Linked DNA regions of Homo sapiens: region 2 is linked to region 1. The links are chromatin contacts, found by Hi-C or POLR2A ChIA-PET in ENCODE. All regions are on one chromosome and are shown on one strand. Each heading gives the region's core, a stretch centred on a gene start or an enhancer-like site at or near the end of the contact. The rest is flanking DNA. Distances are from core to core; before and after follow the strand shown.

Region 1 (3,253 bases), core at 536-3,035:
TATCCCTCTGCTGAAAATAAAGCAACGTTATTATGCTGCCATAAACAAGGTTTTTTCCCACCACTGGAAGTATTGTCTTCTTTGCTCTAACAAAGATGCATGCCATTTATTCACTGCAATAGATAAGCAATTATAATGCTGTAAGATGATTCTGTAAATGTTGGGCACAGAAATCCTGCCTGCTTTACAAACATTTAAAAAAACTTAGATGAAACTACAACTACACCGAAATTTTTAGACATTTAAGACCTTTATTTCCTTCTAGCATACAGTAATTCCTTGCCTTTTCTTATTTTGATGGGCAGTTACAATTTATAAGTACTTTTTAAACTAGGAACAACCGGTTGGGAACTATCTGAAAGCAATCAGCTAAGGCAATTTCCAAAAAGAAAACCCAAGCAGAATCTAACGCACACCCTTAACACGGGGCCAGTTTTTAAGAGGTAACAACACGTTCCGCGTTTTTAGTTTTCATAAGCAGTACAGGTTTATGATCCTAAAAACATCTCACCATCATTACAACGGAATTCCTTCCAAAACTTTAAGTTGCCGGATGGTTACGTTTCAGCCCTTCTAAATTAGCTTACGCTTTACTCCAGCAACCAACCCCAGCAATCCCGGGTCAATCTGGAGAACTGACACCACCGGTAGGAGGCAACCGAGAGGGATAAGACTTTCAGGAGCAGAATTATGACAGATTCTCTAAGGAAACACTACAGTTTTTCCTTCGCCTGGCCCAGGTGCAACATCGATTTATCTTTTGGCCAAAATCTGGCGCCAGGTTTCAAACACGTTTCCTCTGGTTGCCACCAAAGTGAAGCAGGGAAGGGAGTGGACTGCTTCCCATTGATCCTTGGAGGATGGAAATAAAGCAAGAATAGGCTGCAGGGAGACGGCAATCCTATCTTCCCCAAGGCCGCTTGGTTTGCCCGGACCTCCACCCAGCAAAGCGCTATTACAGCTTTTAGTCACTTCCATCAGTGTATACTTTGGTTGCGCTCTGGGTGCCGGGGGCCCACGCGGGGCTGGTGCCATAAAAGCCCTGAACTGCCTGAAAAAGGGGCGGGCGCCAAACAAGCCAGGGAACTTACCCAGTTTCTTCCACATGGCAAGGTGACAAGCGAGAAAGCCTTTGCGGATGGCAGCGCAAACCTTAGCCGGCTCGGACGAGGTGAAACCCTTCTGCTTCTTGATGAAACCCCACAAGTGCTCCCGGGCAAACTGTGCCGCCTCCCGCCCGCCGTGCCCGTCGCACACGGCGAAAAAGGCCACGGAGGAACGGCGGCGGCAGCAGCGGCTAGGTGCCGGCGAGGCCCCGGCGTCCGGGAGAGGGTCGCGAGCCTCTCGGGCTGCCACCGCTGGGCCTTTCCCCGAGACTTCGCCGCCGGGAAGGGCGGCCGGCGACGGCCGCGGAGGCAACGGCTGAGACAGCGACCGCCGCGGCGAGGGCTTTTCTTCAGCCGTCGGTTCGGGCTCCACAACGATTTGAGTAACGTCCTCCATGTACTTCCTCCCGCCCTGGTCGGAGAAGACGCTCACTCCCAGCGAGTACAGCCCCGCCATGGCCGGCTGGCCGGGATCCCGCCGGTCCCACGCAGCCCGCCGAATCCGGCGGCGGGAGACACACTAGGCGCTCGCCGGCCAACTATTGTTTATCTTCGACGACGCCGAGAAGGGGGAGGGGGCGGACCCGGAGAAGGGGGGGCGCGCGATGTCTGGACTTGTCCGCGAGAGCTGGGCCGGAGCGCCGGAGCGAGCAGAGCCAGGCAGTTGCGCCTGCGCACTGCGCTTCCCCCCACCGCCCGCGCCCACCACACAAATCAGGCGTTCTCCCCCGCTGACGTCACTCGGCTCTCTAAGCTCGACCAATCCGGAGTCGAGTGGAGCGAGCCCGCCCTCCGTCCCCGCCTTCGCTCCCGCCTGCGACGGCCGCGCTGCCTCCTCCCGCCGCTGGCGCTGGGCCCGCGCATCTCCTAGTTTGCTTCCCCTACGCCGCGGGCGTTTTCGCCCTCCGGGTTGTCGGCAGTTGTTGATCCTTTCCCGAGCGGCTTGGTCTGTGTAGGCTTTTGGCTCAGTCCAGCGTTCTTAATGCGGCCTGCTGGCCTTGGCGTCCCGCTGCTTGCTTTGCTAGGAAGGTGGTGTGGGCTCGGGCCCCCAGCGAGTGGAGAATGAAGGGAGAAGAGTTCACCCTCCTCCTAAGCGAAATGGCGGGAAACCTCCCTTCCAAAGGGCGATTGTGAGCTGGCCGGAACAAGTGCTGCACCCTTGAGCTGGATCTGGGTGGGACGTATTCGACTGGGAATGGAGGAGGGAGGGAGTCCAGTTCTGTTGTTTAAAAAGCACTTAGGAAATTTCCACCGTCAGCTGCACAGTCTCGGTTCACATAACTAGGTATGTCAGAGACGTAAGAGGGCTGTATTCTAACGAATTCCTAGGCAGATCTTTTCAGCTTTTGTTAAAGGTAGTGCTCGTTCCGACCAGCTCTGGATACAGCATTTTATTCCTGCGGTATCACTTCAAGTTATCACTTGAAAATAACTGACAAACACTGCCAAGAGCCCCAGTGCTCTAACGGTTTGGTGATCGTCCCCTCTCTTCACCGAGTCGGTCACAATCCCAACGCTAAAACCTTTGCACGGATTTTCATGGAGTTAAGCCGCAGAGCGAGGAATACACTAGTATTTGCTCAGTAGCATACGTTTTGTAGTTGAATCACTTTAAAGTTCACTTTTCCCGTTTTTGGCCATTTCTTCATCAATCTGTACTTTCCTGTAAAACCTTTGAGATTTTCAAATGGCCTAAAAACAGTATGGAAACGGGAATGGGGGGAATGTACATACAGTTGGCACAAGAAATAAAAATAGAAAAAATCTTTATATCAATAAAAATATAAATAAGCAAAATCAGCTCAAGAAAATGTAGAAAATCTGAATAGATCAACTAAGTAAAAATAAATACAATTGAAGATATTCATTACCCCAAAAAGCACTAGACCAGATGGTTCCAGGGCATGGAAACGCTTGAAAAAAAAAATCCCAGCTTGTTTGGAGAGGTAATCATAACCCTGTTAGTAAAACCTAAGCATTATGAACACTAAAAGGAAACCTACAGACCCTGTTTTGTAACGATGAATACAAAAATCCTAAATGAAATATTAGCATTGTAATTAGGGAGCAGCCTCCATATCACAAGAACGGTTTGTGTAGCTCTATATTATTCATCTTACCGTTCACCACGTTTGACCCAAGAGATT
Region 2 (3,253 bases), core at 251-2,750, 1.8 Mb before region 1:
AAAAAAAGTATGGACAGTTTAAATGAAGGCTGTTTTTAAGGTGATCATGACAGTCCCAGATTTCAGTTTACTGCTCTTGCCAATTCAGGGGGCCTTGACTAGTGTAGTAGAAAGAATAAAAACCTAACAAATTGAGCAGGACAGTGACAATGGAAGTTGGAATCCACTAAGAAGTGTGTTAACAACTCACAACTCACCTGCTGAATCAACCAAGACTCCCTAAGAAACAGGATTTTAGTTCCACTACTGCTACTACTGACTGCTTACCTCTGGGAAAAGCACTTAATGTCCTGTGGTCCAAGTGTCTTTAACTATAAAAAGAGAATATTGAACCACATGATTTTCAAAATCCCTTTCAACTATTAACTTGCTTTGATCTAGTTGCTGTCAAAATATGCAGGGTGAATGTTTTGTAACTGGAATCTTTTTGTTGTACAGAACTCTTTCAGCGGGTACTAAATTTGTAGTCCTATCTTCAATTGTCTGGAACAATCAGTCCTAGTTTTACTATCTAGGGATATTTTGCAGTGAAATCATCCACCTCTCAAGCAGGGGCCTCCTTTTCTTTGGCCAGACTTATCTCCACTCTGCTGCATCCACCTTTCCTTGACTAAAGCCCTAAATTCTCATAACCATCACACAAGTAATAGACACACAGTCACCAGTCACTAGCCCCCCTCCCAACAATATTTAGAATCTAATCACTTCAATGAAGCTTCAATGGAAAACATCTCCTCATGGAAAATGCAAATCAAGTAAAAAGTACAGGTTCTAAGATGATCGCGTGACCACACAGTTGTCATTGGCTAGCCATATCAACGTGGATCTACTAAACATAATTAAAGACAACATTACCCTCCTCCAAAGTAAAACTATATATAAAAAAACCCTCTACGACTTAAGATTTTGTTACAATGCAGCCCTTTTCTCTCCTTGCTCATCCCCTCCCTGTCCCGCTCTACTCCTGAGATCTGCATCAGGCCAGGAATAAAGGATCTGGGCGGCCGCGGTTCCCTGGCCTCTCCGGGAGGGCGCGTTCGGCAGTACGCTGGCTGTTGATACCAATGAGAGCCCATTTAAGCGCACCTTGTTTCTCCTGGCACACCCGCTGGATACTGTTCTCCTGGACTTTTCTCTCCGCCGCCGCGGCTTGCTCTTCCGACCACTCCACATTGTCCCTGAGAAAATCAAACGGGCAGCTTAGGGGCCTCACGTCCTGGCTGCGGGCAGGGTGAGTCGCTGGCCTAGGAGTTTCTCTCCCCTTGGAGAGTGCCTCGGGTAGGGCAGCTTGACTCGTGGCCGGCGGTCAGGGGCTTTTCGGAGTGCTCCGAGGCGGCGGGACAGAGGGTCAGCGACAGGCCGGGCGAAGGGGCAGAGTGATTACCAGGCATTGTGGTGGAAGACGCGCGCCGGATCTCTCAGGAACCGGCTTCCGAACTGCTGCCTCTTATCGGCGAGGACTGCAGGTGCACCTTCAGGGTAGGAGCCGGCCATGACACCGGAGCCGGAAACACTTTACTTTCCGTAACGTGAGAACTTCCTGCGGACCACGCCCTCTTTCAGAAGACGCGGAGTCTGGGCGGGAAAAAGGGTGGCGGGACAGGGCGGCACTGGAGTCTGGTCCGGGTGGCGCTCGGGAGCTGTCGTTTGGGGCTGTCCCAGGGTTGGCGAAGGGCTCTCTAGGAGAGGGGACCAGGCAGGGGGAAATTCTCCCCGGAGGAGTCGTTTCTCATTGATGAGGTGCTGATGGACGTGCAGGTTAGGCAGAAAGTGGGAGACATTCCACTTGAGACCCAGTTCAATGCTGGGATCCTCTTAACAGGTTCCCCAGCTTCCCTCAAGTTATAAAACAGGAAAAATCTTGAATCATTATAAGAGTTGAGGCTACCTAGTTCCACTGCGGAGCCGATGTCCAGAACTGAAGAAGGTAGCAAGCAGCGGGAAGAAACAGGGCAATTTCCAGCTTCTATATTCAGCTCTTAATAGTGTGGGTGTATATGTATACACAGTGTGTATATATATTTTGGTTGGGGTAGGGGGAGATGGAGATATGAAATTAGAGAACACGAGGCTTAGCAAATCAAATGGAATATCCAAGGACAATTTTTTTTTAAATTATAACCATCTAACCTTTTTGAATCATGCATATTTATTATAATTATCCTTATTAGCACAATTAAGATTGTAATACACACATACAAACAGTTTGTCATAGTAATACATTTCAGCCTTACATTTCTATTTCTAGATCTAACACAAATAGACTCTCAAAAGAATCTAGAAGAAAGTATGTTATAGACATAAGGTTATTTGAGAAGACTTCCAAGAGAAGCATGATGAATACCACTTGGAAAAGAAGGAAAGGGCAGAGACCAAACAAGGACCAGCCCAATACCTCTTGGACTTTATTTAATGTCATAATGTCAGAATAAAGGGAAAGATGAATTTTTTTAAAAAAGGAAAGGGTTAGTGCAGTGCTAGACATAGCACATGGGTAATTAGTACTTTTTTTTTTTTTTGAGACGGAGTCTTGCTCTGTTTCCCAGGCTAGAGTGCAGTAGCCGGATCTCAGCTCGTTATAACCTCCATGTTCTGGGCTCAGGTGGTTCTCCTGCCTCAGCCTCCTGAGTAGCCGGGATTACAGGTGCGCGCTACCACACTCAGCTAATTTTTGTATTTTTAGTAGAGATGGGGTTTCACCATGTTGCCTGGGCTGGTCCCAAACTCCTGACCTCAAATGATCTGCCCGCCTCGGTCTCCCAAAGTGTTGGGATTACAGGCGTGAGCCACCGCGCCCAGCCAGTAATTGTTTATTCCATTGTAAATTCTTTCTGTAGGTAAAACTACGGGGAGCAATGAATGATTCTATACTTTTTCCTCCAAAGAAATGGGAACAAGCTCTAAGCCTCTCTAATCAGGAAGAAAAATACACAAGTTAATAAAAAAAATAGTAAATAAGTTGTACTTCATTTGAAGACAATATGCTTTTGCCATTCTTGTGGTCTTCGGAAACATTTTGAACACAAGCTCCATACCCAGAAACAAGTACAAGGAATTTTTATCTTTTCTCAAGGCCAGCTGTTTGCAGATATGGTGGTTGATTTACATTTATTTCTGGCATCTTGTTTTCTCATCTATGGGCTTTTATTCTCCCCTCACTAAAAGCTGTTAGTGTTCCCAATCAACAGTCCCACTGCATATTTTCTTGCAGACAGCTCATTGTCTTCACTCTAATTTACTATATTAGTTCCAG

What was found. A loop is a pair of places that touch in the nucleus more often than their neighbours do. ChIA-PET counts read pairs that join two places held with the same protein, here RNA polymerase II (POLR2A). Pooled maps may share reads with other maps.
Region 2: a loop to region 1 is called in a pooled map, with 15 times the contacts of the local background. The contact joins the promoter of METTL2A here to the promoter of PPM1D in region 1. A Hi-C loop is called at or near these places in 1 of 37 single-sample maps with no recorded cell type and 6 of 50 pooled maps. POLR2A ChIA-PET finds 5 or more read pairs at or near these places in 1 of 52 experiments (activated T-cell).

What each region holds. Positions count from the first base shown.
Region 1 is chr17:60,598,725-60,601,977 of GRCh38, reverse strand. It overlaps PPM1D (protein phosphatase, Mg2+/Mn2+ dependent 1D), which reads right to left and starts at 1,785. Exons shown (of 6, transcript NM_003620.4): 1 at 1,092-1,785. The coding sequence starts at 1,563. RefSeq lists enhancers at 1,666-1,715, 876-1,863, 1,864-2,852.
Region 2 is chr17:62,422,144-62,425,396 of GRCh38, reverse strand. METTL2A (methyltransferase 2A, tRNA N3-cytidine) reads right to left here and starts at 1,500. Exons shown (of 9, transcript NM_181725.4): 1 at 1,385-1,500; 2 at 1,087-1,178. The coding sequence starts at 1,494. RefSeq lists enhancers at 1,116-1,485, 1,237-1,767.